Regions from separate parts of the Homo sapiens genome. Here regions 2, 3 and 4 are each linked to region 1. A link is a loop called in an ENCODE intact Hi-C map of the cell type or tissue named here. Cell type or tissue: PC-3. All regions are shown on one strand.

The links. Hi-C counts contacts between places; a loop is a spot of excess contacts. Peaks named below come from ENCODE experiments on the same cell type or tissue, not always from the same donor. Only the 100,000 strongest peaks of a DNase experiment are listed, where the experiment ranks them.
Region 2: it touches region 1 in a loop (5-fold over the local background); 5 of 110 quality-filtered maps call a loop at or near these places.
Region 3: it touches region 1 in a loop (5-fold over the local background); 2 of 110 quality-filtered maps call a loop at or near these places.
Region 4: a loop joins it to region 1, with 10 times the contacts of the local background. A loop is called at or near these places in 27 of 110 quality-filtered maps.

The regions. Positions count from the first base shown.
Region 1 is chrX:45,512,237-45,520,236 of GRCh38, reverse strand. All of the region lies in intron 2 of LINC01204 (long intergenic non-protein coding RNA 1204), which reads right to left. Among named protein-coding and RNA genes, the nearest start is that of LINC01204, 11 kb to the right of the region's middle. In PC-3, a CTCF peak has its summit at 4,891 (motif pointing left); DNase peaks (open chromatin) are centred at 2,606 and 4,526; H3K27ac peaks cover 6,840 bases.
Region 2 is chrX:45,705,829-45,713,828 of GRCh38, reverse strand. No RefSeq gene overlaps it. Among named protein-coding and RNA genes, the nearest start is that of MIR221, 36 kb to the left of the region's middle. RefSeq lists an enhancer at 3,608-3,707. In PC-3, no CTCF peak of the experiment used is centred here; DNase peaks (open chromatin) are centred at 1,578, 2,418, 3,188 and 3,628; H3K4me3 peaks cover 1,056 bases; H3K27ac peaks cover 5,808 bases.
Region 3 is chrX:45,693,331-45,701,330 of GRCh38, reverse strand. No RefSeq gene overlaps it. Among named protein-coding and RNA genes, the nearest start is that of MIR221, 49 kb to the left of the region's middle. In PC-3, no CTCF peak of the experiment used is centred here; a DNase peak (open chromatin) is centred at 3,510; H3K27ac peaks cover 1,517 bases.
Region 4 is chrX:45,319,414-45,327,413 of GRCh38, reverse strand. It overlaps LOC105373191 (a long non-coding RNA gene), which reads right to left and starts at 2,461. Exons shown (of 3, transcript XR_002958824.2): 1 at 2,196-2,461; 2 at 1,813-1,921. In PC-3, a CTCF peak has its summit at 4,855 (motif pointing left); DNase peaks (open chromatin) are centred at 3,823 and 4,813; H3K27ac peaks cover 3,902 bases.

The DNA of each region.
Region 1 (8,000 bases):
TCGGGGGCTGGGGGGGCAGGGCAAGGGGAGGGAGAGCATTAGGACAAATATCTAATGCATGCGGGGCTTAAAACCTAGATGACGGGTTGATAGGCGCAGCAAACCACCATGGCACATGCATACCTATGTAACAAACCTGCATGTTCTGCACATGTATCCCAGAACTTAAAGTAAAATACAAAAAAGAAAAAAGAAAAGGAAAAACTACAAGGTGGTAGACCAGGGGAGGCTGAGAAGAAGAGGGAATGCTATTACATGGGGAAGACTTCTAAGATGATTGAGAGGTTTGAAGGTTTTAGAGAGGATCTAGAAGATAAAAGATATTAAAGCAAGGTAAAATAGTATAGGTGAACAACAAAAAAACTAAAAGAATTGCAATTTTTGGCCAAGCATGGTGGCTCATGCCTGTAATTCCAGCACTTTGGGAGGCTGAGGCGGGCAGATCACAAGGTCAGGAGATCGAGAACATCTTGGCCAACATGGTGAAACCTGGTCTCTACTAAAAATACAAAAATTAGCTGGGTGGGGTGGCGTGCACCTGTAATCCCAGCTACTTGGGAGGCTGAGGTAGGAGAATCACTTGAACTGGGGAGGTGGAGGTTGCAGTGAGCCAAGATCGCGCCATTGTACTCCAGCCTGGGCGACGAGAGTGAAACTCCATCTTAAAAAAAAAAAAAAGAATTGCAATTTTTTTAACCTTAGAAGAAATGAACAAATTGTTCATAGTATGGAGGTAAAAATGTCAGCTGTGTTTTCCCTTTCATACAGTCTAAGAATTCCTTCAAAGATCATTTTAGATTTAAAGATATGTTAATAAACACATGTCATAATTTGCAGCCATCCAGACCTTTGGAACACCTGAGTTTGAGGAATGGCTCACCTTATGAGCTTTGCTTTCCCAACACAGGAGTCCCAAACTCACTTTCCCAGCCTTTCTTGAAGCTAAGGTGTAAATATTTGTATTAGACTCAGCCAATGAGGTGCACTCACATGAGTTTAAAAGAGACAAATATGAGGAAACAGACACTGTGGAGTCTCTAAACTCTGTGGAGTCTCACCAGTCTCTAAAGAAAATGATGGCAGAAGCAATGACTTTCAGGGGCAGTGATGGCAGCAGTTCAGCATCCATGTCCAGGATCAATGGGACAATTTGTGGTGTCTGTGCCCAGTGGTCACAATGGTGGCATCCTTTCTGGACCCATCCTGCAGCATCATTTTGGTGTTGTGCCTTCCCATATATCTTTGAGGCTGGTCTGTTCCTCCAAGAGGTTCTATTGAGACATCTAATAATATATGTTAGACATATTTTCTGCCTAACCAACCATAGTAAGTTCTGATGTTTGCAACCAAGAACCCTGACTGATGTGAATCCCTTTCTAAAGAGAAGAGCTATGAAACCCTAGATACAAAGGAATCATTAAGAGAGAGCCTTTCTAAAATTATTGCAATGTTACTTAATCCAGAGTCAGAAAAAATAGCACCCTGGGGATGTTCTTTGCAACTTTGTAATGTACTGAAAAATTGGGAAATTGAAACACCACGAATGAGTACACTAGGATAAGATAAGCAGAATACTAAACAGTTAATAGCTTCTGTTTTATTAGATGGGGGGAAATCTACTTTAAAACACAATCACATATAGTCCAGTGGGAGTAAGAAGTAGTGGAAGTATAAATGAAACTAAAGTTGTAGAATGTGGATAATTACGGAATCTGGGTAAGGGATATTCTATTTACTTTATGTGTTTGAATTTTTTCTTTAAAAACGTTTAAATAAAAAATCATAAGTTAAGGAATTAACATTAATCGGGAAAAATATATGCTTCCTTATTTATCTTTTAAAATGAGAAAGAGAAGCAAGACTAAGTATTGTTTAGAAATTTGGCTATCAGTGTCTGCCAAAGCAATAGAACTGAGAAAAACTTGTAAAAACAAAAGATAAGGACAGACATAGTGGATATGACTACTTTTTAGGTCACTTTTTCCCTAGGTTTTTCAGGAATTGCTTATTAATGTAGTCTACAAGTATTTTTATTAGTGCCTGCCACGTGTTGGCATTGTTCAAAATGCTTGGGATATATCAGGAAATAAAATAAAGATCCTTGCCCTTTCCTAAATTTTTTTCTATATGTATTACCTAATTTCAATAACAGATTTTATACATACTTCAGTTTACAAGCCTAGTTATCTAATTTTTAAAATTTAAAACTGTCTTCTGTTTTCATAGTTTAGGATCACAAGATTTTACAGCTGAAAGGAAGTTTAGATTTCATAAAGTACAACTCCTAATTTTCTTATAATTCACAATAATATTTTGCCTTTGTAAAATCCTTTATAATTTATGATATGTCTTCTTGAGACCTGGAGAGGATAAGTGACTTGCCAGGTTTATACTACCTGTTAGTAGCTGAACAAAGACCTTCCAATTTGTGTTTTGGTACCCTTTCTGCTACACCAAACTTTGCTTGTTTCAATGTAACGGTTGTGGTTGACTGGAAAGATTTTAACCTAAAAATGCTACCATTTATACATCCTAGGTCTGTTCCTCTTGACTCCCTTGCTCTCTGTGCCCCTTCTTCTCCCTCTCTCATTGGCTGTAACCCGATCCTACAAATGACTAATATGTGTCTTTCTCTTTGGCACTAACATTCTTGCATGCTGCCATTCCTTAACCATTGTTCAGCTAGGCTCTCCTAATACAGAACCTTTAATCTTTTTTGATAACATTCTCTCTTCATTACTCTAAATAACTTGTCAGGACCTTTTTTTTTCATCTTCCAGTTACCTACATGTTTCAGATGGCTAGGTACTCAACATAAACAAAGAATGGAGGCCCCACGGCTGACAAGTGTACTGCTGTATTTAATTACTTCCAGGTTCTCTGCTACTCCTTAGCTTCATAGAGTATGCCCCCATCTCATGCAGCACCAAAGAGCATTTTTTAAATTCACTGTGTTATATATACTCACGAGTTTCTGTTCATCATACCACTAGAGTCTAAGGTCTCCTAGAAAATATTTGAGGTTCAAGCCACAACAAAAGTGCTTCCAACTACTAAGTTTTAACATAATCTGCTAATCAGTTACTGTTTAGCCACTTGATCTCTCTCTCACTGTCTCTCTCTCTCTCGTGTGTGTGTGTGTGTGTGTGTGTGTGTGTGTGTGTAAAGTGTCACAGTGTTTAGGTTATCTATGTTTTGGGGAAAACGTCATAGTGGCTTAAAATAATTTACAGATGCTTCTTGACTTACCATGGGGCTACATCTGGATAAACCCATTATAAGTTGAAAATGTACTTTTGACTTGTAATATTTTAAACTTATGATGGGTTTATTCAGACTTAGCCCCAAGATAAGTCAAAGAGCATACTGAATGTGAATGATTGTGTCCCATCTTAAAGTTGAAAAATCATGAGTCAAACCACCATAAGTCAGGGACCGTCTGTATTATTATCTGTCATGGTTGTATGGGTTGACTGGGCTCAGCTAGGTAGTTCTTGGGTTCTCTCAGGTGGTTGCAGTAGATGGCGGCTGGAGTCATCAGAAGACTCAACTAGGCTGGATGTTGAAGATGGCTTCTTTAGTCACATCTTGTTCAACAGCCTGAAACACCTAGGGGCTTGCCAGGAATTTCTCTCTCCATGCAGTCTCTTCATGTGACATGTGGCTCCCTCAAAACATAGAGGTCTCAGGGTAGTCAGACTTCCTACATGGCAGTGGGTTTCCTCCAGAGCACGTGTTCCAAGAGACCCAGGTGAAAGCTCAAAGACTTCTTTTGACTTCAAAAGGAGGATACTACACAAAGGGGTAAATATTGGGAGGTGCAGTTCATTGGTGGGGGGTGGAGATGAGGGAGAAATCTTCGGTGACTAGCTATCAGATGAAGGAAAGTAGAATCTGCAGCTAAAAATCAAGTTATCTGTTAGTCCACCTGACTGGCAGGGCTCTATTTTTAAAACAAGTACAATTGCCTGTAATACAGCCTTTATTTTTTGGTGTAGCAGATCTGGAGTTTCTTTTAATTAAACAAAAGAGAAAAAGAAAAACTTTGAACGTAAATGACTTGTATCTCTTTAAACTGTATTTAATCTCTTATTTATTAGAGCATATGACAGCTCTGTTGATGGCTGGAGGCAGACCTGCAAACATTCTGGGGCTGACAAGCCAAAACAGGTGAGCCCATCTTCTGTGATTCACCTTGGTAGAAATGATTACTACCCAGCTCCGGGCCGGCAGACCACCTGCTCCCTTTCACCCACACAGGCTTCCCCACAGCCTGAAATATACCCTGTATCCTTTCAGAGATGGTGGATTGAACATGTGTGGAGAGACATCCAAACGCATTTTTTTTTTTCCAATGAGAGACATTTTGTGAAGTTTTGGCAGCATGCTGGCTGGCAAAGTAATCTGGCTGGCACACTCCTCCTGCATGGAGTTATGGCACTGCCACCTCTACTCTGGAGAGTTTCGAAATTTCATTTTGCACACCCTGTAAGATGTGAGTCACTCGGCTCGCAAAGGAGGATGAGGAGGAGGCGGCCATCTGCTAGTCATGAGCAGATGACAAATACCCTGCACTGCGAATTTCCATCCTCGTTTCACAATATTTAAGTAAACACATTTTGTAACCATTTTTCCCAGAGTTCCTTAGTGCTTAAGATGGATTTTTTTTTTTCAATAAACAATATATAAAAGCTGCTTTCTCTCCTCCAAACAACTGTATTAGCAAAGTGACATGAAGGCAACCATCACAAAGTGCTGTCTGTTGAATGACCAGAGCAAAAAGTATACTCATCTGAATTGAATGATTAAACCTCATGCAATTTCAGACCGATCCAGCTAAATTACCAGGTCCATGAGAGGCCGCTCCATCATGCACAGCTCCATGGTGACCTCTACTGTCTGCCTGCAAGAATCCCCAAACTATCTTCCATCAAAAACAAAGTTTCCAAATAATATCTATTTAACATTTCTTTGTGCTATGTTATGGGAAGGAAGGAAATTGAAGAAAGAAAAGATAGATGCTCTCCTCTTAAATTACGAGAGGCACGTTACATTCATAAAATAACTGGGAACTAATGCACGATCTAATTTTGTGTTCGCTTCAAGCTGTGCAACATGGCTTAATGCAGAATTTATTCATTCCTTCACCAATTTGATCTGAAGAAGCCAACAACAAAAAAATAGCCAAATAGAAATAGAAAATTAATATCAGGGAGAAAATTGACTGCATATGTGCAAACCAAAAAGGTCAAAGGAGCTTCAAATATGGCTCTGGGCATCCTAAAAGGCAGACGAAGAAGAAAAAAGTAGGATGTGTTGCCTAGACCTTGCTATCATGAAGAAGAAAGACTATCATTCCTTAAGTAGATATTTTTTCTTGGTATTAAATTTTGAATGAAATTCCTATGGGATATTTTGTGCCATATTCCAGGTGGCACAAGGGCTAGCATGCTCCTTAGAATTTGTACTGCTGCTGTAGAACTAGCAGGGCTGTTTCTTTTAACTTTGATGAGAAAAAAGTATATGCCATTGAGGAAGGAAATAAAATACATCCCTGCCGACAACCAGAGAGAGTGAGAAATGGTCCTGCTGGCAGCCAGACCATGATGTTCTCAACTAACATAAACAGTGCTGGGACAAGACCATTCCATGATCATATTTGGAACAAGATAAAGATAAAGCCACCCAGTAATCACAAAAATAACTAAACGTTCTCCTTCTCTGAATAACATGAGTGACTGCTGTTCCCTTACCTGTGACAGCTCCAGCCTTATTTGTTCTGTATAAAAACTATTGAGATGCCCAAACACAAAATTGCCCCTGCTTCTTGAGAGCGTCCAATCCATAATTGGTCCCTGCTTCCTAATTCCTCCTGAGAATCTTTTGGAGTAAGCCTAATCCCAATGAGGGGCCCCTGCCTGCTCCCTCTTTCCAAGGGCCTTAGGATTCCTCTGTATTCTCTCTTTTGTGGCAACTAGCTCAACAAACCTAATGTTTCTTAATACGATGTGTTTCTAGATGTCTTTCCTTGCTGGTCTTTCATAGTATGAAGCACCACACAGTGAAGGCGATTCTGAAAGGGATTAATATGGACCATTCAGTATGTCTATTCTCTGTCTCATTCCAGGACAGAGTACAGTGTGCTTAGTGGAAGAAAGAAATGGCTTTTCCCTTAGACACTGTAATTTTTAGTTTCTGGTCCAGATCCTTTTATTCCTTATATTTTTTTTCTATGAACTCCTCTCCCAGCTTCAGCGTCCTTTGGCTTCTAACAGCCCACACCAAACCTGGAGCCATCCCTCAGATACGGAGAACTGGAAATGCCTGGGAGTTTACATTCACCACCACCCCTTACCTTCAGGCTTTTGGCTGGTAACTGACTGGAATAGGAAAGCCAACACCCTCCAAGTTGAGTTAATTGAGTGTATAATGTACCCTGTTGAGCTCTCCTGCAGGATCAAGCTGAAGCTGAGACTTGCTTAGCTTCTTTCTCACCCCTGTCTTACTTCCCCCACTGCCTTACTGATCTCCCCTGGGGGCACGTTCTTAATAAATCATTGGCACAGAATTATTACTGCAAGCTCTACTTCTGCAGAACACAACCTATGATGCTCATCTAGCCATCACTGTATCCCTACAAAGTAGAAATCATATCATAATCTTTCAGATGAAGACAGAAAGGCTCAGAGAGATTGAAAGACCAGCCCAAGGTCACACAGTTGGTAAACAGTGGACTAGACCTAAAATCCTCACCTAGTGCCCCCATTTTTTACTATGCTTCATTGCCTGTCCTTTGGGGCCTGGCATCTGGCCTTATCTTCTGTCTGTGGGCCCTCAGAGGGAAGGTTCTGATGCCTGGGGAAGAAAGCAAGGACCCAAATGTCCTCTGCCAAGCATCTGATGCATAATGGAATGTTTATGCTGCCATCTGGGGCATGGTTTTCCTGTCCGCAGCATTCAGGCAAGGATTTATTGCCACTCCATTCTCCCTGATCGCTGAACAGATTGCCCCCTGTTGCTTGTGGCATGTAACTCCCCCTCTTCCAATCTACTGCCTCTCTCAGACTTCATGAGACAAACATAAAAGTCATGGCCTCAGGAGAATGCTTGATTTCTGTCCAGTCTGTCACACAGAAGCGTCATTGTTAAGTCCTGGGTGGCTCTTCCCACCTGTCATCCCAGAAAAATGGAGTCATCCCTGAGAACACTCCCATGCACAGTGACATTCATTATGAGGCTACCTTTTCAAATTAAGTTTGGCATTTGAAACGAATACTACTTACTACTCCCAAACCACTCACTGCTGAGGTGACTTTCCATCATGAACTTCCTCTCATCTCCACAGACAGTGCTTAAGAGAAGGGTGAGGGAACTTCAGCATCTGCCTCTCACATTCCATTGTCAGCCTCACTCAGGAGGGCCAGTCATTGGTGAAGGTGAGAGGTGGGAGGCAGGAAGGTTCACAGAATCTCAAGACTGGGGGGATCTTTAACCACAACTAAATTCTATCGTGATGCAGAAGCAGGCATCCTTTCAGCAGCAGACTAACCATGCAGAGTTGCTGCATGGGCTATGACTGAGCACCTTCACAGGCAATGAAGCCTGCTAGTAAGCTACACAGAGAGATTGTTCCCTACCTGTGCCAAGTCCCCGTCACTGACCATGGGGTCAAGCCTGAAGAAACTGGAAAGAAACAATGTATAATCAGGGAGACCAGGGAGAATGGAGTGGCGCACACTAGACAGAATGGGTTGAAAAACGTAAATGAAGGTGGGATGCATTTCACTTCCCTGATCCTTAATCTTAACCACCACATTTTTTTTTCTGAAAGTGTTTCCTTAAAATTTAAGTAGTACCTGGATTCACTTCACTTATTTAGCTTTATTACGTAAAGACAGCTTACATAAGAATAATTAATCTTTTTTTTTCCTAGTGAGTACCTGTGTTTTTTGGTTTTGTTTTGGTTTTTGGTTTTTTTTTTTTTTTTTTTTTTTACTTTA
Region 2 (8,000 bases), 190 kb before region 1:
GGAAAAGAGAATGCAAGGAGCCCAAAAAAACTACCTAATCTACAGTTTTGCTTACTTATTATACGGCCTGATGAAACATTACCTTAGAAGTGAGAATGCCTTACAATACACTAGTTTTTGGTGGCCATTTTATTGGATATTTACTATGTGCCAGGTTTTGTACTAAGCATTTCATAAGCACTATTCTTATAAAAGAACCTGAGAGATGGGTAGTATGACTATTTTACAGATAAGGAAACTAAGAGTCCCTGAGGTTAAATGATTTAACCAAGGTCACTGAGACCCAAACCTAGGTTTGTGTAACTCCACTGTCCGATTCTGCTTAGACTTTTGTTATATCTTTAACCAGCTGTCTTAGTCAACTTGAACTGCTATAACAGAATACCACAGACTGGGTGGCTTAAACAACAAACACTTACTTTCTCACACTTCTCAAGGCTGAAAGTCCAATATCAGGGTGCCAGCGTGGATGGGTTCTGGTTAGGGCTCTCTTCCTGGGTTGCAGAAGACTACCTTCTTATTGTATCTTCAGATGGTTAAGAGAGGGATCTCAATTTCATATCTCGTCTTATACGGGCACTAATCCCATTCACAAGGGCTCCACCCCCCCCCAATACCTAATTACCTCCCAAAGACCCCTCTTCCAAATACCATCCCACTGGGGAGTAGGGCTTCAATGTATGATTTTGGTGGGGCCACACTAAGTTCATAGCATCAGTCATAATAATATTTTTCTTCATACTTAAAAATGTGGCTCCCCCTCAAATAGCTTTTAGATGATTTTCCACTAGTGTTTATGGGTTTGCATGCATCCATCCTCACTGTTTGACTCAGTCTCCACTGGGGCCAGCTTTTGCCCACTCTCACTTGTATATACCTCTTGCTTCATCCAAACTAAAATATTCCATGTTCCCATACACGCCCCATGCTTTTCATTGTGTTTCCTTTTGCAAAAGTAGAAACATAGGGGTGGAGGGTAGAAAGAGCTGCATAGTGTTCATCTTTTGCTCAGTGTTGAGGCAGGAAGAAGCTGAAGACATTGTTTTAAGGAGGGCTGTATCAGACATGAGAAACATGACACAGCCTCATTTCCATGTGTATGACCATGGAGGGCAAAAGGCCATTCTCCACAGTTCTCTGTAGTATCAATAAGGCTTCAATCCCAGAGGTCAGAAGGGACCATGACACCATCATGGTCTCCATTGTAGCAGCTTTGCGGACACGGAGAAAAGCACCTAGGAAGGTACACTGTACTCACAGAGAAGGTGGTGGTCTGCAGAGTGGGCATGACTGAAGTGCTGTCCCTCTCAAAACATTGGATAAAGACCAGAATGGAAGAAAAAGAGAGTACAGTACGGAAACACAGATTAAACTCTCTGTAAGATCCTGGAAGTAACTAGAATGATTTGGGAGGGGGCCACTTTTGGTGCTGAGGCCCAACATTATCCAGAGTTGTCAAAGAAATCTGAGTTATCCCCATTCTGTGACCTCACCCTCATTCATACAACCAGCTGGTGGGGATTGGGCAAGATTGAGTTCATTTATTTGGGAAACATGTCTCATATACCTAATATGTGCCAGACACTGCAAAGCTCTGAAGATCCAAAGATAAGGCTCAGTCCCTGCCCTCTCAGGGCTTACATCATGGTAACAAGTCTACTTCTTATGTCCACGGAGGCTTTGCACTGTATATCTCTTAGACTTTTGTCCCAGGGTTGCCACCAGTGGCCACAGAGATTGTTTTCTACACAGAGATTTTGATGTGAATGGCAACCCCTATAGTTGTATATTGCATAGCCTGCACAACCTGCACAACTGCACATGGTGGCCCTGTTTGCCCAAATAATTTCCCCCTAAAATACCTTCCCCTGCAACTCTGCCTTCCAAATTTTTCCAGACGCATCTCTGATCTGAACTCCTCTTTCCATCCTGGCCTTACCACAACCCCCAAGGCATTCCTTTTTCCTCAGACCTCCTTTGATATTTTCTGCCTGTAGAGGTAAACTGAAAATTAAACAGGGCCTCCATGGACCCTTTCTTGTTTTGAGTTTTTTAACTATTAGTTTAGCCTTGTGTTTGTTTAGCTTTTTGCCAACCTGACTCTTATCTCCCTGCATGGTTTTTGGTAGTAAGGGTAAGAACTGTGTCCTATCCATCTTTGTGTCTCCCCAAAAGGCTTTGCACATAATTGAAATTCAATAGGACAAAAGAAGAAAGTGGTATTTAAAATGAGAGACCTTTCAAAGAGTGAAAGATGCCAGTTGAAATGGAGTGTTTGTGACAAAAATCTTCAGTCAATACGTTTTTCAAATTCTTTCAGTGTTGACTCTCAAATATTTATGCTAATGACAACCAGGAAAAGCACAGATATTGGAAATGTACCAAACCAAGACTAATTCTGGCCAACTCATTCTTTTCATCAAAACTTCTGTAAGAGTATCTAACAAGAAAAGGTTCAGGCACCACTGACCTCTCGCAACTCTCCCTCAAGGGAGTCAAGCTCAATTCATGCCTCAGGTTCAAACCATTCGTGGGAGGTCCAAAGCGTGGCGATCTGAGGGTACAAGAGAGAGGGAGGAAGATGGAGGGAGAAAGTGAAAAGGCAAAGGATCTGAAAATGAAAGAAAACATATATCAGTTGTTTACACAGAGCTTGGATTTAGAATCTTTAGATCAGCTAAGGTCATTTCCAATTAATTACTTACGTGATTTTATTCTTATAAAGAACGGCTACTTTTTCCACAAAAGGAAAGGAAGGAAGAAAAGAAAGAATGGAAAGAATGGAAAGAAAGAAAGAAAGAAAGAAAGAAAGAAAGAAAGAAAGAAAGAAAGAAAGAAAGGAGGGAGAGAGAGAGAGAAAAGAAAGAAAGAAAGAAAAAAGGAAAGAGAGAGAGGGAGAGAGGGAGGGAGAAAGGAGAGAGGAGGTGGAGAGATGGGGGAGAGAGACAGAGCGCAATCAAAAGGGTAGGGCAAAAGGGAGCTCTCCAAAAAGACCATTATTTGCCTTTTTGGTATTTTATTGAAGTTCAATATGGTTTAATTGACACAGGAGTCTGGAATGCTCTGAAACTGTGACTAAGGGGACAGCCTCTCTGGGTAATTTAAGCTTCCTTTCTCATTCATAACCTCAACCACAAGGTTGAACTGGCACCCTGTTCTTTTTGAATTTCATGAGTAAAAAATGCACTGAAAACCATTACTCTAGCCAGAATGAGTGCTGCTTCCTCCTGATCCACTTACTGACAAATAGTACATCCTAAACCAGGTAGCTGACTAAGTCCTTAGTCACAGAAACAGAAGTTCTTCATCCGATCAGCCTTTTCCTCTCCCCGTTGGCCAGGCTGCCCCATCTGCTCTGAGACACTGGAGCCCCTTGAGTAAATTAGAAACCCAACTTCAGGGCAGTGAGTTACAAGCAGAAAAACCCCAGCATCCTGTACACTCTGACAGTAGCACCACACAAGGACATTTAGGAAAGAAAATGCAAATAGCTTGACATAAACTAAGAATTAGCAGCCTCTGTGGTCTGATACTAGGGAGTCTGGGAAGGCCCTAATGTCACCCCCACCATCACCACCACAGGGCTGTGGCCTTCTGGAGTAAAGCTCTTATCCTTCCTCAAAGGTCAAGTGATTAAGGCCTCTACCACTTTATTACTCACATCTTCATGTGAATGCATAAACTGAAAGGCATGGACAGGGAGAGAGAGAGAGAGGAACAATGTGGGTTAGAGGGTACATTTCAAACCCCAAATCAGAAGTCTTGAAGTGCAGGGTACCTTTGGGAAAGTGATTTCATTTCTCTGGGCACCATCTTCACGCGAAAGTTGATCTAGCTAGATAATTTTTACATCTGTCTCTCTTCCTTCCTGTCTTCCATTCTCTTTCTTTTCCTTTCTTCTTGTCTACGAGTATTTATTGAGCCCCTACTATGTGCTACACTTTGTTCTAGGCATTGTGAATATCACTGTAAACAAAATAGGCTAAGTCTGCATCCCATGTAGCTTACATTCTCATAGGGGAAACATAATAAGCAAAGAAATACATAATGCAGATAATTCTCACTTTGCATTGTTTTGATATGCATGAATTTTGATTACCATGGTTTATTTAACACCAGGTTCCCAACAAAACAGTTCAAATTTTAGTCACCACAGCATATTAATTGTGAGTAACTGCTGCAAATTTCACTGCTAGCTCTCCAGGCCACAAATGGCTATGTAAGTGACAAATGTTCATCATAATCAGTGACCAATCGCATTACTTCTTTCAAAATCATTCAGTGATTGGTCACTGTGCATCTGTTACTCAGTTCACACAAGGAAAGCAAAGCCTGTAGCTGTGTTGCCTCTTTGTCTCCCAGTGGTAGAGAGATACTTTAGGCAAAATAATTGAACTTCTAAAGTACTACTACTGTTGGATAACACTCCAGGTCAACCTGATTCTCTTAAATGGAAATGTGAAAATTTGCTTTTTACACCCAACACAACCTCATTAATCCATCCAATGGACCACGCAGTTATTTCAAATTTGAAAGCCTATTAGATGTACTTTCAGACAGACTAGGAATGCTCTAACTAGAAATCATGCCATTTTTTTAGCTGAGTTTTGAAAGAAATATGACATAAGGGACGTACTTGAACACATTCAAGCATCATGGCAGGAAGTAACAACAAGTAGTATGCCCGCAGTATGGAAGGAACTTTTCCTATGCCATGCAAGTAACTTTATGGGCTTCTAATAAAAGGTAAATGGAGTTGTAGAAGAAATAGTTGACCATGGCAATGTGGACACACTGCTGCTCTTTGAGAGGCTCTTGATATGCAGCCAGAGAAACTTAGTGAGAGCAAACTTATGAACACAAATGAAAAAGTGATTGTGATGAAAGAGATGAATATATCCCAGAGGAAGGAACACTTGTGAAAAACTTCACATTAAAAGAGCTCTCAGAGATATTTCATGACATTGAAAATGCAAGGGACAAATATTGGAAGCTGATCCAATAAACTTAGAAAGGAGGATGGCTATTCACCAAGAAATATTAAAAAATGTTCTCTCTGCATTGTAGGTTTTATGAAGAGAAGAAAGAAGCAAGCACTGTTCAAACTACTCTTTTTGTAGTTTGTACAAATTTATGCTATACATGGAAAATTTTGTTATGTGTATATCATGTGTAATGATCAGTCAGGGTATTTAGGGTGTCCATCTCCTGGGTACAACAAATTTTTGTTTAACTATAGTCACCTTACTCTGCTAGCAAACACTGAATTTATTCCTTCTATCTAACTGTATATTTGTACACATTAACCAACTTTTCTTCATTCCCCCCTCCCCTCCAGTTCCAGTCTCTATTCTCTAACTTCCCACCCTCTACCTCCACGTGATCAGATTTTTTAGCTCCCACATATAAGTGAGAACATGTGATATTTGTCTTTGTGTGCCTTGCTTATTTCACTTAATATAATGACCTCCAGTTCCATCCATGTTGCTGCAAATGACGGGATTTCATTTTTTATGGCCAAATAATATTCCATTGTGTATGTATACCACATTTCCTTCATCCAGTTTACCACTGAAGGGCATTTAGTTGAATCTCATATTTTTGCTATTGTAAATACTGCTGCAATAAACATGTGAGTGCAGGTATTTCTTTGAAAGATTGATTTTTTTTTAGGGGGCTGGGTAGTTATTCCAAGGGTAGGATTGCTGGATAGAATAGTAGTTTTATTTTTAGCTTTTGAGAAATCTCCATACTGTAAAACTACTCTTGATAAGTTTTTAATTGTGGCAAAACATACATAACATACAATTTACCAGTTCAACCATTTGTAAATGTATCATTCAGTGGCATTCACAATGTAAAAATATATTCACATTGTTGTGCAGCCATCACTACCATCTATCTCCACAACTTTTTCGTCAACCCAAACAGAAACTCTGTGCCCATTAAACATTAATTCCCTCTTCCCCACTCCTCCCAGCCTCTGGTATTCTCTATTTTACTTTGTCTCTATGAATTTGACTGTGCTCATATGAATATAATCATATGAGTAGAATCATACAGTATTTGTCCTTTTGTATCTGGCTTATTTCACTTAGCATAATATCTTTAAGCTTCATCCATGTATTAGAATTTCATTTCTTTTTAAGGGTAAACAATATTCCATTGTATGTATATACCACATTTTTGTTTATCCATTTGGGTTGTTCCCACCTTTTGTCTATTGTAAATAATGCTGCTATGAAGGCCATGCACGGTGGCTCAGGCCTGTAATCTCAGCACTTTGGGAGGCCGAGGTGGGCAGATCACTTGAGTTCAGAAGTTCAAGACCAGCCTGGCCAATGTGTTGAAAGCCCGTCTCTACCAAAAATATTTTTTAAAAATTAGCTGGGTGTGGTGGTGTGCGCCTCTAGTCCCAGCTAGAAGGCTGAGGCAGGAGAATCGCTTGAATCCAGGAGATAGAGGTTGCAGTGAGCCAAGATCGTACCACTGCACTCCAGCCTGGGCAACAGTGTGAGACTCCGTCTCAAAACAAAAACAAAAACAAAAACAGATAATGCTGCTATGAATATTGGTGTGGAAATATCTGTTCAAGTCCCTGTTTTTAACTTTTTTGGGTAGACACCTAGAAGTAGAATTGTTAGATCATATGATAATTCTGCTTAAATTTTTGGGAAACTGCAACACTGTTTTCCACAGTGGCTCCACCATTTTACATCCCATGGGCAATGTGCAAGAGTTCCAATTTCTCCATATAGTCGCAAACATTTGCTATTCTTTTTTTTTTCTGTAGTAGCCATCCTAATGGATTTGAAGTGGTATTTCATTGTGGTTTTGATTTGCATTTCCATAATGATTAGTGATATTCAGTATCTTTTCACGTGCTTATTGGCCATTTGTATATCTTCTTTTGAGAAATGTCCATTCAGAATATTGATGTTTTCTACAAAGAAATGAAAACATTTTAATTCCCAATATCTCTAGTGTTTTAAATTACAGTTTAGTAAATAAATATTCATCTTACTTTTTTTTCATTTTCCTATACATTTATAGCCAATAGTAAGAGGGTTTTTATTGTTTTGACAAAAAATTTTTAATGGTCATTCATGGAGCAATTATTATTTTCCCCATCGATTATGAGGGTTACTTTACATCGTTTCAGCTTGCATGGCCATTTTTATGGTCCCCTACCACCATACAAAGTAAGAACTTCCTATAGAGTATTGAATTAATGCTAAAGGATATGAAAATAAAGCAAGGCAAAGGGGAAGAGAATGATGGACTCTGATGGGAGAATGGGCTATTTATATGGGCAGTCAGAGAATGCGCCTCTGGAAAGGTGAGATTTGAATAGAGGCCTAAGTGGGGTAAAGAAGCCGGCCATATCCCTGCCTATGGGAAGGAATTTCCAGGCTTGGAGGATAGCAAGAGCAAAGGCCCTCAGATGGGAGCCCGCTTGGTCTGTTTGGGAAATAGCAAGAATGCCAGTGTGCCTAGAGCACAATGAGGGAGGGAGAGAATGGTAGCAGATGATTAATTTGGACAGGTAGGCAGGGACTGGATCATGTAGAGCCTTGTTGGTTATGGTATGGACTTTGGATTTTATTCTAATATGATGGGAAGCCATTGAAGAGCTGAGAGTGATGTTGTGTTAGTGAACAGGGCATTTGATTGGTTAGGGATGAATTCCTTCAAGGAGATGATAGGGGAGAGTGTGAACAGTAAAGATTAACTTCATCCACTTCATAATTTGTCTAATGGCCAGTCTTAGCTTAAATATCAGCACAGGATAAAACACTTGTGGAGACTAGGACCTACTCACGGTTTCATTAAGCATTCCCTCTGTACCAACGAGGTCTCTCAATTTTTTCAATTTCACTATGAGCTCCTAGAATTTTCCCAAGAGGGGTTTGAGCTGAGACACTTCTCACCCAGGACATGGAGGACCGAGAGTTCCTAGTTAGCAGAACCATCAGCAGACATGAATGTTCCGGTATTAC
Region 3 (8,000 bases), 180 kb before region 1:
CAAATAGGAACAATCTTGTTTCATAGGTGTGAAAAGGGAAGCTGAAAAAGATAAATGATTATTTTCAACAACTCTTCAGTGTGATCAAGGCAGGAGTAAGCCCAACTCAAGGGCTCCTGTTGCTCTGTCCAGCATGTTTCTTGCCTTTCTCCAGTGCCTCCAGGGAATGCATTTAAAGAGATGTCAGAGTCAGTTTGGCACCGTATTGGGTGGTGCTGGGTGGTATGGGGGTTGAGTGTGAGCGAAGGAAGGGAAATTGACATTTTGCCCATAGGAAGTAGACAAAGTAGCCACCCAGTGGCAGTACTCCCAGCCACCATTCTCCACTGTTACACAGACTTTTAAAGAATGATATGGTTTGGATCTGTGTTCTCACAACATCTCATGTCAAATTGTAATCCGTAGTGTTGGAGATGGGGCCTGATGGGAGGTAATTTGATCATGGCAGTGGATTTCTCATGAATGGCTTAACACCATCCCTTTGGTGCTGTTCTTGTGATAGTGAGTTCTCACACAATCTGGTTGTTTAAAAGTGTGTAGCACCTTCCCCCATTTCTCTTGCATCTGCCCTGGCAATGTGAAGTGCTGGCTTCCCCTTCACCTTCCACCATGATTGTAAGTTTCCTGAGGCCTCCCCAGAAGCTGAGCGGATGTCAGCATCATGCTTTCTGTACAGCTTGCAAAGCCATGAGCCAATCAAACCTCTTTTCTTTACAAATTACTCAGTCTCAGGTATTTATAGCAATGTGAGAACGGACTAATACAAAGAGGATCCTTTTCATAGTGCCTTCTAGACCTTATGATGGATGATGATCCTGAGTATGCTTCATTCATGTGTCCCCAAAGCGGTTTTTAAGGCACTTATATTTTTTGATGTAGCAATAAATTGAGAATGAAAACCAGTTTGGGATCAGACCACTGTGGGGTCACGTCTCAGCTCTAGCACCTACCACGGATTGTGTGACCACTGGAAATAGCAATAATCTCATGAGGTAGGTGTGAGGAGAAAAGAAGCAAATCCCTAGAAAGTAGTTAGCACTGTCCAAGGATGCCATAAATGTTAGCTGCTCTTATTATTACATCAGCTGGTCCTGCATGAGCTAGCCCCTGCCTACTTCTTCAGCCTTATATTCTACCACCCTCTTTCCTTATCCACTGTGCTCCAGTCATACTGGCTTTCTTTCTGACTCTTAAGCAGGCCGTTAAGGGCTTTGCATTTGCTGTTCTTTCAAGTCAGAACTCTTCCTTCCAGAATCTACAAGGCTAACCTCTATGTCATTATTCAGGCCCTAGCTCCTACAAAATATTCCTGTGACCATCCTGACTAGAGTACCTCCTTCTGTACTCCCCACTCACAACCTGTACTATCTTTCTCTTTTATTTTCTTAGTGGTTGGTCATTATTAAGCTCTGAAAATTATCTCTCTCCTTCTTTCCTCCCTCCCTTCCCCTCTTTCTCTCTCTATACTTAAAGCTCCTTTAGTCCAACAGAGTTATGTTCATTGCTGTATCTCCAGCATCTGGAACAGAGCCTGGAAAATAATAAGAGCTCCATGCTTGCTGGCCAGTTGAGCAACTGATATAGACTACCATCAGAATACAGATCTTAGTTTAATGTATCATTTGAAATTTTTGTTTTCTATAAGCATTGGCCTCTTGGGACCTATTTATTATCCACACCCCTCATTAATTACACCAGCCTTTCTCTGATATCTCTTCACCCCTCCCCAGCTCTTCCTCCTCTTCATCTCATTCCTTCAGGGCCATTGAGTGGGCTTCTCCCTCCTTCCAAGTACTTAAAAGAATTTTTTAATAGAGCACTCTGAAAGTCCAAAAAGCCCAGAAGATTCAAACAGTGAATCATTACTGGTGAAACTTCAAAGGCCATGGTGGGTCTCTACTATGAGTCTCTTTGTCTCCCTAATCAAAACCACAATTGCACAATTACTAGTGGGCTCAGGAAAACCCAACTTTGTTCTATCCGCAGTGTTCAGTACAGTGGTTTAAGCATACATACACCACGCACACATAAATGCATGTGGAATGAATGGGACTTCTCTTACTTACTCATAAAGTCATATGAAAGAAACGCAAATTAATAGTGATTAAGGATGAGCATAAGGATCCTGCCATTAGGTCCTGGCAGACCTCCACACCTCTAGCAGATTCAGGCCATGGGCCATCTGATCTGCCAGTGGAGAGGGGTCCAGATGGGGTAGGGAAGGTGAATACCCTGTTCCTAGGCCTTATCTCCTAGGACTTGGGCTTGGCAGAGCCGTTGGGGTTCCCAGCTCACAGTCAAGAGCTGTTAACAGGAATAGGAAATACATCTTAGCGTCTTCTTTGAAAACAGAAAACATCCCATGGAGATAAACAAAACATCGGGTCATAGAATTTCAAATTGGAAGGGTCTTTGGGAATCATCTGATCCATTCTTCCATTTTCAATTAAATTACTAGCCCATAATAACCCAGTAGCAGAGCTGAGAATAGAACTCAAGACTGATGCCCATAGCTTTGTTGTGAGGAAAGTAAAAGAGATAGAATGTGTAAGGCAATTTTCTCCTTCTCAATCTTCATGTTTGAAGACACTCTGAGAGGACAAATGTAAGGCTATGTAAATATATATGCAAGTCATTCTTCACTTTATACACATTATATATATAGCATTTATCAAAATTTTAATTTATTATAGCTGAGAATATAGAAAAATATCCTTAAACTTCTGGTCTCAAAATTCTTATCCTCAGAATAAATCCTTATTTACTATGTGGTAAATCTTTATACTGAATTAATATTCTGGGTGCTTTTTTTCACTCCAGTGAGTAGTGTTTCTAATGAGTACTGGGTTATACATTATAAGATACAGATTGGCACGTATTTATATTTGAGGCTGCTATGGGACAGTCTAGAACAGATTTCAGTACCACAAAAATATTGTTGTCAATTGCATCCCTTCCTCTCCTTATTCCTCCTTTTCCTCTCCTCTGTTCCCCAACATGGCTTTTCCCCCAAGCATCTCTTCAGAGACAAAGGGAATGCAATCTCCCTGGGAAATGGATCAGTGATGCTCAACACTGATTATTAGTTACCTACAAAATCCAAGCTCTTTCAGACCACCTTAACTAATAAAACATGTTAGCTTTGTAAAGTTACTACATATTTTTTTCTTTAGAAAATTGAACATTTAAAAAAATATTTGGAGCATAAATGGTTAAAAAATCAACTCCCTTTTGTTTCTACAATTCTTAAACAGCATTTATTTTCCAGGGGTGTGGAGGGTGGGGGTGCTCTGCCTGGTATTAATTTTCAGAATTTTCAGTGTGTCATTCTTGTGTGTGTGTGTGTGCACGCGCGTGTGTATGTTTCTCCCTTTGAAAAAACAAAAGATGAGTTTCCTTGCCCACCATGGAAAAAATGTAACATACGACCCAATCCCTTCCTGAGAGCATGGAGGACCAAGAACAGACGGCTTAGATCAGGGTGGCGAGGAAATTTTGTCATTTCCAGAAGGAAGCATGAGTCAGAGTGTGCAACATTTTAGGAGGCCTGAATCAGAGCTGTCGAGGAAGTTAGCTCTTGGACAATTTAACTTCAAATCAGAATGTTATTTCATTGAATGCCTTCCTTCAAAATCATGTCTTTCTCCAAGATGGCTGCAGATGGTGATGTTCCAATTATTTCCCTTCAGGAACAGGGAGTAACTTAACAGTTGAAGAAGTTCTTGAATCCACTTTTGAGGCAATGAAGCCCAGAGATTAATATGTATCTTTTAGAAAGGAGAAAAGAGAGTAAGAGAAGGAAGGAGAACACTGCTCTAAAAATCTATACATAAATGAAGAATGATCAAGTTAAATTATATTGTTAGAAAAATTAAATTATTATGACCAACTAAACATTTTAATAAGCATGCATTTTCCTCATTGAGGCCAATACATACTTGAGAAAAATCTTTCCACACACTCAAATTTCTCATTGCTTCAAGATTTGTTTCTCTTTTGCAAAGCTCAATACTCAGAAAGTCTCCAGAATGCTAAAGGGCACTCCATATAATCTTTCAGAAGGATATGGCCAAAGGTGGGGTTCAGGGGATGAGAAGAAATCCTGGTTTGGAGGACTGAGGGGAGGGGTGACACTAGGTTTGGGACATGGCCAACAGCTTCAGGGGCCTAAGGATTCTGAAACCTGATAATATTTAATGATAACATGTTCTGATAATCAAATAGATTTAGAGTGACTTCAGATAGAGAGCTTGGGGTTCTGCTCTGCTCCCAGTCTCCACCATTATCTCCTCAAGATCTGAGGGCTGTGAAGGGCTTGCTTTAGCCTGACGGTTTCCTGAAGTTGGTTTCACTCTCAGCTCATCACTTAGAGACAGCCAGCTGCTTTTGACTTGGAAAAAATTGCTTGGAGCAGTTACAGCCCTTGGGGACTCTAGGAACATGTGTATATATTGGAAAAAGAGAAAGAGGACTGTATGTTTCACAATGGAGAAATTTAGGAGGTATACAGCCACATGCATGTGTGCGCACACACACACACACACACACATACACACAATGTGTGGCATGAGGCCCTGAGGTCCATTTGGGATAGCAAAGGATGGCCAGAAGTCTAGACTTGATAGTAGCAGAAACCTGTCCTTCTGACCTTTTATATGTAGGTTATGAAGAAACATTATTAATATCAGGACTTATACAACTTTTTTTAAAAGTCTCTCTCTGAGTCAGGCTTAAACTGGGCCAGGACCTGCCCCCAGGGTTTTAGGGGTGGACTTTTGTTCCATCAAACTTCCTAGACTCTGCAATTCACAGTCTTAGCCTCCTCCATGATACCCTGGTAATGTCATAGAAGGTATGGAGGACAGAGGGCAAGATGGAGAATCAGAGGATACATAGTCAGAAAGCCTAGTTTCAAGTCTCCAGTTTGCTTTTGCAAGATGTGAGTTGAACAAATCTGAACCTGAGGTGCAATGTCCTGATTCTTAGAAGTGTGGACTAGAACCCCAGGGTTGCAGTGAAGACTTGATTCAATAAGTACCATGCGAAGCCATGTGGAACTGTGCAAAGCCATAGAACTCTGAGCATTGCCACACAATGGCATGATAGCTGTGCATGGTGCTGGGGGCCATTCTCTTTCCGGACTATTCCTCTTTTCTTCTTCCTGGTCCATGAAATAAGGACTTCTCAAGTCTGCTCCCTGTCCTTCTTGCCTCCCACCATTGCCCTGGTTCAGACCTTCTTTCTGTTGCACCTGAGCTATTTTCAGTAGGCTCCTTCCTGAACTCCCACCTCCATCCTTTGCTTTTCCTGTTTTCACTTCCTGGCATGCTCTTCCACCTGGTGTCTACATGACTTGCTACTCATGCTTATTCAAATGTCTCTTTAGAGAGCTCTTCCCTGACCACTATCTATAAAATAAAACCCAGCCCCTCCCTCCACAGCCAGTCTTCCTTACCCAGTTTTATTTTTTTCCATAGGGCTTATAATAAATCTCTGTAATTATTTTGTTATTTTAATGTAAATACACCTTTTATTTTAGAATACTTTTAACTTTACAGAAAAGTTGCAAAAATAATAGCGTTTGTGTATGACCCTAAACCAATTTTCCCTATTGTTAACAACTTCGATTGCTATATTATATTTGTCACAACTAAGGAACCAATATTGATACACTGTTATTAACTTAACTCCATACTTTTACTTTATACAGGTTTCGTTAGCTTTCCTTGTCTATTCCAGGATTCCATCCAGGATAGCACATGGCATTCAGTCATATCTCCTTAGCTTCTTCTAATCTGTGGTAGTTTCTCAGGCTTTCCTTGTTTTTGATTACCTTGACAGTTTTGAGAAAAGTTTTGCTCAGGTGTTTTGTAGAAAGTTTTTCTCATGTTTAGACTGGAGGTTTTTGGGAGTACGGGCATAGAGGTAGAAAGTACTTCTCATCATATTATATCAAGGATGCATACTATTAATCAACGTGATTTATCACTGTTGATGTTGACTTTGATCTACTATGGTAGTGTTTGTCAGGTTTCACCATTATAAAATTACTTTACCCTCCCTTTTCATACTCTGGAAATAAGTAACTAGGCACGGCCCACGCTCAGAATGTGGGGGCTTAGATTATACCTCCTTGAGGAGGGAGTCTCTATCTTACTTGGACTTCTGTATAGGAGATATATTTATATAGGAGATCTCCTATATAAATGGAGATTTATATATATATATATCTCCTATTTATAAATGGATTTATAAATAAATACATATAAATATAAATACATATAAATATGTAAATATATAAATACATATAAATATGTAAATATATAAATACATATAAATATATACATATATACATTTATTTATTCAGTCATTTACTTATATCAGTATGGTCTCACAGATATTTGTTTTATACTCTGGGTTATATTCCAATACTATGTTATATATTTTGTTGCTCAAATTGTTCCAGCCTTAGCCACTGGGGACTCTTTCAGTTGGCTCTTGTGTCCCTTTGACATGCCACCATTGTTTTGCTATTTGAGCACTTTCTTACTTTCTGGCACTTCAAGGCACTCCAGGCTCATTGTGTATATTTCCTGCCCTAGCCCTAGAATAAGATACATCTCTAAAGAAGTTCCAGTTTCTTTCATTAGAAAATATTATTAGAAACCAAGATCTGGGAGCTAGGCATGCTTGTTGCTACTAGGGTGTCTTTGCTTTTAGGCCCTCTCAGAAGACAGAGCTAAGAGATATATGTGTATATACAAACTCATGTATGCACTCATCTTTACAACTACTTCTGTATCTATCCATCTGTATCTATATCAAGCTAAATATGAGTTTACCTTGATGTCTCTGACTCTAATCCAGTACCACATGGGTCAGTCCATTCTAATCTCCCCTTGCTTATCTGGAACCTTCCTCACCAACAGTGAGAAGACTGGCTCAACCACTCATTTATTTATTTGCTCATCCTAGTATACATGTACAGCCATGTTAGAATTATTAACCCGTACCCCTATGACAAGCAACCTTATCAACTAGACTATAGTGTTCATATATCATCCCTTTTGTTTTTGGTCTTACGGTGTATGGTGAAACACCATTTTTCAAAGTGACTTAGATCGGGATATTTTGTCTCCATTCTCTTCCATGAAATTATGGCTTACGTTTGTAACACCATTAGATTCTTCTGTCATAGTCTACATCTCATGCTGGGATCCCCTGACCTCCTGGTTGATTTTTTAAAATTTACATGCATTAAGGTTCACTTTTTGTGCTGTAAATTTCTGTAGGTTTTGACAAATGCATAACAACATACATATACCACTCAATACAGATTAGTTCCACAAACTAAAAAACTCACTGTGCTTCCCCTAATGAAACACTGTTTCCTATTTTTCTTCTACTTGACTTCATAAGGACTGGGATTTTTGTATGTTTGGGTTAATGTTGTGTTCCAAGTCCCTAGAAAAGTGCCTGGCACATAGTAGGTGCTCAATAATTTTTTTTCTTGAATGAGTGAAGGTCTTTACTCTTGCCTTCTGAAATCCAACTCCCTCCTTTCCCATAGTAAAGCTTCGGTAAGCCCACATAAGGAACATATCAGTCCTTGGTCTGAAAATGTATTATGGCATAGAGAGACCTTTTTTGTACAAATTTAAGGAGTACAAATGTAGTTTTGTTACATAGATATATTACATGGAGGTGCGATCTGGGCTTTTAGTGTATCCGTCACCTGAATGAAGAACATTGTATCCATTAAGTAATTTTGCATCCCTCATCCCCCTCCCACCCATCCAGGTCTCCAGTAACTAGTATTCCACACTTTCCCAGAGAGACCTTTATGCATATAGGTCCTGACCACCTTTTCTTTCCCAAGATGGGTTACATGTCCCACGCCTGTACAGCAAGCATACCATATATACATAACTCTATTATAATATGTTCTACTATATAATTATTCTATTCACTCATCTGTTTCCTTGTACTAGAGAACCAGG
Region 4 (8,000 bases), 190 kb after region 1:
CCTAGAGCTGTACCCACTCCAGGTCCTGCTAGTCATCATTCAAAGGTCAGTCCATACCAGCAGCCACATACCAGAGAGTTATGGAACCAACATGATGATCAAACTAATATATGCAAGTAATACTAACTCACACCTGTCCTTACATAAGATTGTAAAATCTTTGTGATCCAATAAAACCATTTGCTCAAAGAAAAAAAAGTATGGGAAACATGTCCATTTTTCTTGAGAGTATTTAACATTGTACAGATATTTGGGTAGGTACTCTTCTTATATACCTTACCACAGGCCTAATAGCATCTTTGTTTTACAGGAGTGACTGCTAAGTGGCAGAAGGCTGGGGAAGTATTTGCTACATAGAATTTCTTATGCAAACAAAATTGAAGATATCCACATTGATTCTTCAACACACATACAGGTTACTTACCCAGGTGTAGACATGGGATTCCACCCCACCCTGCCACTGTTCTTCCAAACTGAAATCTGAAAAATGGCAAGTCTAAAAGGGATAAAAGAGGTTCTTGCACTTCCATGAAAAAGTTCTATTGGAGGAGGTATTTATGAAGGTGAGTAAGATTCTCAACAATAGTTTACTCTAAAGTCTTTTAGAAATAACTTTCTCCAAAAGTCTCAGACCCTAAAGTTCCACTGTTAGCTGAGGAAGGGTTTCTCCATGCTGCTTTTTCTTTTCTTTTTTTAATTTATTTTTTATTTTTTTTTTAGACGGAGTTTCTCTCTGTCGCTGGGCTGGAGTGCAGTGGCGTGATCTCAGCTCACTGCAATCTCCACCTCCCGGGTTCAAGCGATTCTCCTGCCTCAGCCTCCCAAGTAACTGGGACTATAGGTGCACACCACCACGCCTGGCTAATTTTTTTCTATTTTAGTAGAGACGGGGTTTCACCATGTTGGCCAGGATGGTCTCGATCTCCTGACCTTGTGATCCGCCCGCCTCGGCCTCCCAAAGTGCTGGGATTACAGGCATGAGCCACCGTGCCCAGCCCACACTGCTATCTATACTCAGAAGGATTCACATGACACTGGCGTTTGCAATCATGATTAAACATACCTGATTCACTTAGACAACATGCCATGTTAGTAGACAGTTAAAAGGAGAAAACTGTAATTGTGTTGATAACAATAACTGAAGACAATTGTGAAAAGTCCTAAGATACAGCATTCTTCTTGGTGAAGCATGAATAATTCATCACTTGTAAATTTTAAGAAAATGTGCTCTATGGAACTTATAATTTTCCCTCATACCTGCTCCTCCCACTCCACTGTTCTCCAAGTCTCTTAACATCATTAGCCAGTCATCTTCTGCCTTCCTCAGCACTGTACAGTGTGAGCCCAGGATACCTTCACCCAGTCCTGACACACTGTCAGCTAGAGAGAAATGGGAATCTCTGCCACCAACAAGTGAGTCGAGAGTTACTGATGCAGCCATCAACCTAACATTCTGGGTGTCTCCAGCTGTAAAATTGAGCTCTCCCAGCACCTTCTGTTTTCACCCAACCCTTTTGGACTGGGTACATCAGATTTTTAACTGCCAGCCTAGGGACTAGTCTCTCAACCTGGTGAATTTCCACCTGCCCTTGCCTCTCCTACTCCTTGCTTTCTTCTCTTCTCAATAATTCCCCATCCCCATACACACACATGACTCACATGACACATATGCATCATCTGCATCACACACATACACACACACACACACACACACACACACACACACACCCTGGGTACAGCAAGGGTCGTGTGTTGTTCTCTTCAGCTCCTGTTTCCTTGGAACAGGATGTTACACAGAAATGCTCATAATACCTGTTAATTGAATTCATCGAAGAAAAGCCATTCCAAATAATGCCTAACAGAATGAAGAAAGGGGTAAATTGCTCTTGGAAATCTGATTCTTCTTATAAACTTGGAAGACCTAATTAGCAGAGAGAAGAAGAAAACAAATTAATTAGAAAACACTAAATTTGCACCAAGGGTACAAACAAAGCATAAGCACCATGACTAAAATTAAACCATAATATACTTCACAGGGCCATACTGATTCAATAAAATGGGCCCAGAGTTCAGACTTCTCAAATAAATTATTCCCCAAAATGGATAAATGGGATTATTTCCTCCCACGTTTATTTTTCACATGGAAAAAACCACCTTGAATCAAAAAGTTTGGACAAAGAAAATGACCTCCTTACCCTACTCTTCACAATAATAGATGTTAAGCTGAAGCTGACGAAAGCAGGAAGCTGTGGAAATCTACGGCTGTCCTGATAGACATTCCATTCTGCTCACTGCTCAGGCCCCAGCTGTAAGTTTGTACAGTCAAAACAGTCAGGTTTCCAAATGGCCAGAAAAGGACAAACTATGAAATGTGAAGGCTCCTGTCTTCACTTTGAGCAGGAAATTCATAGAGCAGGCAAAACCTGACCAATATCTATCTCCTCAATCTAGAAAACTCTTACCAGAGTCTTTAGCTCTAGTATTGAAACGCAACATTTTGCCTCAGTTCTCCACCTTACAATTTATCACACCAATTGCCGGCCCAAGCAGACAAGTCATCCTTTGGAGTTTGAATTTATATGGTCCAACCTCCAGCCAAAGGGCTTCTGGAGAACCCATGAATGGACTTCAGGATGTCTGTGGACTCCTTAACTTTGTAAGCAAAATCTTAAGCTCATGTGCATTCTTCTGAGAAGAGGATTCAAAAGTTTCAGCACACTCTCAAAGGAGACCCTGACATTCAAAAAAGGTCAAGACCATCAGGCTAGTCCTAAAGAGACTCTATGACTTCTCTGTAATTTCAAGCGGAAAAGAGCCATGAACTTTGATTTGAACCTGGGCTAGGTCTAAATTCTCAGCTCCAGTGCTACAGGGAATTTACACATTTTCTATAGACTAGATCCATGATGGCCACTTCTCTGGATTCCATTAGTCTTTGTTTTAAGGATTTGAAGTGAAATGGACATTTGCAGGACCTGGCTTGGACCAAATGGGCACCTAGCGCCCCCACCTTTGTGACTTTCCATCTACCAGAACTCTTTAACGCCAGTATCCCTGGGAGAAACTAAGCTATTGAATAAGGGAGGGAAAAATCGAGAAGGTGCTTGTGAGGGTGGAGGAGGAAATAAAACTGAATGAAAGAAAAAACTGAGTGGGAAGGAAAGCATAGAGAGAGGGGAAGGAATTGAACAAGAAAGAAGAAGAAACATGGAGAAGAGAAGAGCTATGGACTGAGAAGAGAAAACTGACATGAGGAATGAAGAGAAGATGGGGAAGGACAAAGTTATAAGAAAGACATAACCTCAGTAAGAAAGAAAAAAGGCAAAGAGGATTATTAGGGGAAAAAAGGAAAAAATGAAAGAAGATGAGAAGTAGAAAGAACACAAGGATAACAATATCTAAAAATTGTACAAAGCACTACTAAGTGTAATTAATTAATAGGATATCAGCAAACAAAAGTCTGTGCTATCGATAATGTGATAGACCCTGATGTCACTTAGCAGTAGCTAAGGTGGACAAGCTTACACAGCTGGGCCAGAAAAAGTGTGGCATATGGCCCTTTATGTGGCCGATGGTCCACTTGTAGAAGAGTGGGAAGGGTGGGGATGGGGTTAATGCTGGGAAGATTGCTACCATCCAGCTGAAAACTCCCCAAAGGCAGTTCCATGGATCATTCCTAAGCCATTGGCTAGAGCATGAAAGGCTTGTGAGGAACCAGGCAAAGACGCTGCACAGCCTGAGCTGTTATCCAAGAACCCCTGCTTACCTGCTTGCTTGAGTCATGCAGGCTCCTGGTAATAACAGCCTATTTACTGAACCTTCCCTGCCAAAGTGGGAGGGGTGACTGTATCAGATTTCTATTTGGGTCTGCAGGTGGGAGGGGCGAAAGAATAGGTATAGTCAGGGCAGGTAACAGCTTTGCAAACATGTGCAATAGTTCATGCCTGTCCACATGCTTGCCCCATAAGCACATGGCTGCATGGACCAGTGTGGGTCGATGTAAAGGGTGTTGCTCTGGGGCTCACCTGCATTGATATACATCATATGTCTAAAGTGTGAATGGCACCTCCATACATGTGATGTCTTGTTCAGTGCACAGCTTGAACATGTAGACATGGCTGCTCCAACAGTAACCAGTAGTAGGCACTTTATTCATAGGCACAAGCCTCAGGCACTTTAATGCATTATCTTCAATCCTTAAGATCTGGAAGTGTTATCATTAGGTTGAGAAGCCAGCCTGAGAGTACATAGCTAGGAAAGGACAGAGACAGACTCTAGCCTAGACATGGCAGATGCTGAGGCCCTAGCTCTTCTTCCTGCATTGAGCCACCTTCCTCTCTAGGCAGCAGGGAAACTGCCCTGCTGTGAGGAGCATCCCATTTACTTGGGTATTGCAGTAGCCTCCTACTTGATGCTTCCTTTGTGTGTCATTCCCTCATGTCTAAGGAAAGTACTTATATACCAGTAAGAACCTACTAGGGATCACAGAGGATTATTAAAATTTCAAGTAGTGATTTTACCATTTGAGATGGGCTTAAGAAGAGGGAAATATGTACTTTGTTAGAGAAATAAGTATATTTATTAATACAAGTAAAATTATTTATCCTGTTGATTTAACTTTATAACCCTGTGAGCTGTTGGAGCCCAAGTCTGAAAACTGCCATACCAGCCTGCCCCTCAGGTTTGCCTGGCCCTCGTGAAAGCTTTAGGGGATAGGGGATACCGCTTTCCCACACCTTCTGATTTCTACATGAGAAATGCCACCAGCTTTGACCAGCAGCTGCAACTTTGCCTGTGCCTGGCAAGTTTACAAAGTCACTGAATTTGCTTCTAAACTTTGTGGTTCAAGGGCTCCATCTTGAGGCACATTCTGTTTCTCTCAGTGCCTCTGAGTTGGGGAAGAGATGCAAAGCATTATTAGAATTTTTGCTGCATTGCATGGTTGACTTCAATTTGCTAAATGTTTTCTTTAGTGTTCACAGCAAAAATTCAGACTATAGGACAGTGACATGGGTTTGAGCAGATACAATGAACTCCTTTTTACATATGATGGTTCCTCCTAACAAAAAAATATTAAAAATCTTTTAACCATAACCACAGCATGGAAGTCATTGATTTGTTCGTGTTTACCATAAGCTATTTTCTCCCATTTTGGGAACAATTCTCAGAAGCCACATTATCTGAATTACTGGGTTCCACCAGAAAGCGCAGAGATCTGAGACCCTGCTTAAAGTCCTCTGAGTGTCCCTTAGCAATATTCTACTTCCAGTGGATCAACCAGAAATGTAAGCCATGATTCAGCTCCCCAGATGGATGTGGGCAAGCTTCGTGGCATCAAACCCCTGGACCAACTAAGCACTCTACTGCACCCCAGACCCCCCAACCCCACTAACAAAGCCCTTGTCCTACCAGCCAAATGCTCTGCCTGTCTGACTCATGAAAAAGAAAGTGGAAATTCAATACCAGAAACCTTCTCACCCAAGAAATATCCCAAGTCTTTCCAGTTGTGCCAGGGTTTTAGGAGACCCCGGTTTTACTCTCCTCTGAACAGACCCTGCATCTTCACATTTCCATACCTTTATCCATGATGTTTCTTCTGTGAGAATCCCACAACCCTACCCGTCCCACTTCCATCAACATTACAATTGGTTGATTAATCTGACTAATTTTGCAAGGCATATAGTTTAAGAAACCTTCTACCCACCCACCCAGCCACTCAGCAGGAATAACTACAAGCTTCTCCCTGTGTCTTTTCATAGAATTATGGTCAAACCTCCATTGTTACCTCCTTCACATGACATCATGGGACAATTTTTAATGTAGTTTTTCCCACACTAGAGTGTGGGCACTCTTGGGTACCACCATATCCATCTGTGTATCTCCAGGTACTGTGTCAGTGTTCAGCAGACTGTGGACACATAATATATGTCAGAAGACAATGCTGTCTTACCAACAAGAGAAAATAATAGTATTAGCACAATAACTAAATGATGTACATATGAAGCATCTGGTATAAGAATAGAAGGAGAAACAAAAAGGCAGGAAAAAAAAGTCAAAATATAAGGTACTGGGTTTTCTTAAGAGTCAACCTTCTTCTCCTCCCTGCCCCTGTCCCCCCACCCCCAAAAAAACTTCTAATAGCTATCCCACAGGAAGATAACCATTTTGTAATGAAGTTTGGTTTTGAGCTTTTGTAGCTACTTTTTTTAACAGGGTGGAAGATGAGGCCAAGAGAGGAGTAGGAGGACTCCCTCCCATGCCTAGAGTCTACTCAACATCTCTACCTGGATGTCTTCTATCCCCTTAAATGCAAGGAAACTCACTTCTTAACCAGGAAACTCACTTAAAATACAATAGGAAACTCACTTCTTAACCAGGGGTAGGCAAACTATGGCGCCTGGCCCACCAACTGTTTTTGAAAAGTTTTATTTGGACACAGCCATACCCACTTGTTTACATATTGTCTACATCTGTTTTCACACTAAAATGGCAGAGCTGAGTAGTTGCAACAGAGGCTCTTTGGCCCACCATGCTCAAAATATTTGCTATCTGACCCTTTACAGAAAATGTTTGCCCAGCCCTTGATTCGTAACCATCCAGATTGCCTCACTGACTGTGTTCTTCATTTTAACAGCCAGCACTGTTATCTATCCGGGACCCAAACGTAATCCTTCTCTCCTATTAACCCTACCCATATAGCCAATCAATCACCAATTAAAGCATTGCTGTTTCAACCTTCCAAGTATCTCTAGAACTTTTCTTCACCCTCATTCACTATACTGGTCCAGGGTAGCATCCTCTTTCACCTAGATAATGTCCTACCTGCTCTCCCAACCACCAGTCTGGAACGACCTTTCTAAACCATAAATCTGATTGTTATTTCCCTAGTTCAAACCTTTCAGCAACATCCTATCTCCTTTAGCATAAGGTCTAAACTCCAACACAGCCCACAAAGCCCTTTGTGACATCATCTAGCCTTCCTCCCCAGTTCCAATTCCAGCAACATCCCCTGCTTCTCCCCACAGCCATTGTTCTGTCTCAGCATTTCCTCTCTTCCCACTTCAAGCCACAATGTGCATGCTGTTCCTTGGTCTGAATTCATCTCCTCCCTTTCTTGTACTTTTCATTTTCTGCTTCCATCTCCCACTCATTCTTAATTATTTCCTCCAGGAAACCTTCTGATTGTCCCAGGAGATTAGGTCTCCCAACTATATGTTCCCATAGTGCCTTATCTATTATAAATACATAATAAATATTTTATATTATACATTACTATACCTATATAGTAGTCTAATATAAGTAATATATAATATACATTATTTTGTGTATATATATATAAGTTTATTATAGATTTTAATGGCCTGACTCTCCTGCTAGGCTATTAGCTTTCTAAGTGCAAGGGTTGTTCATTCTGTTTCCTGTCCCATCCATAGTGAACAGCATGTAAGTACTTGATTCTACAAAGAATGCAGCTCTCCTACCCAAGACATCTCTTATCTGTCAAACACCCACTTCTTCACCTTTGCTAATAACCTCTATGGCTGGAGTAGGCTCAACAAAGTGATTACCATTACTGTGTATTTGTTTTTCCAATCCACTCCCCATTTTTCCCTTGCTTTGCTCTGTATCATGGTGGTTTGAAGGGTGCAAATTATACTGCCCAGGCTTCTGGTTAGATTCAATTAGTGGGAGGCCCTGGTAAAAGACTAGAGATAAAAGAGGGGGAAACCAATGTATTTCTCCCATGCTCATTCATGCTTGCCAGCTCAATCTCCCGCCTATCCCCCAATCCTTCTTTAGGTGGTATCCCTCGCAATAATTGGTGATTGTGTCCCTCCATGGCCCCAGCTTTTGCTGGGAGGCTCCTGTCATGATTCTGTCCCCTCGAGGTGGCCTTGGCTCCTGTGTTCTGTTAACATTATCTTTTTCATAGTGCCTTCAGCCCTAGGGGTGCTTCTTTAATTTGCTCTTCAGGCTCTTCTAACACTTTTGCCATTTAA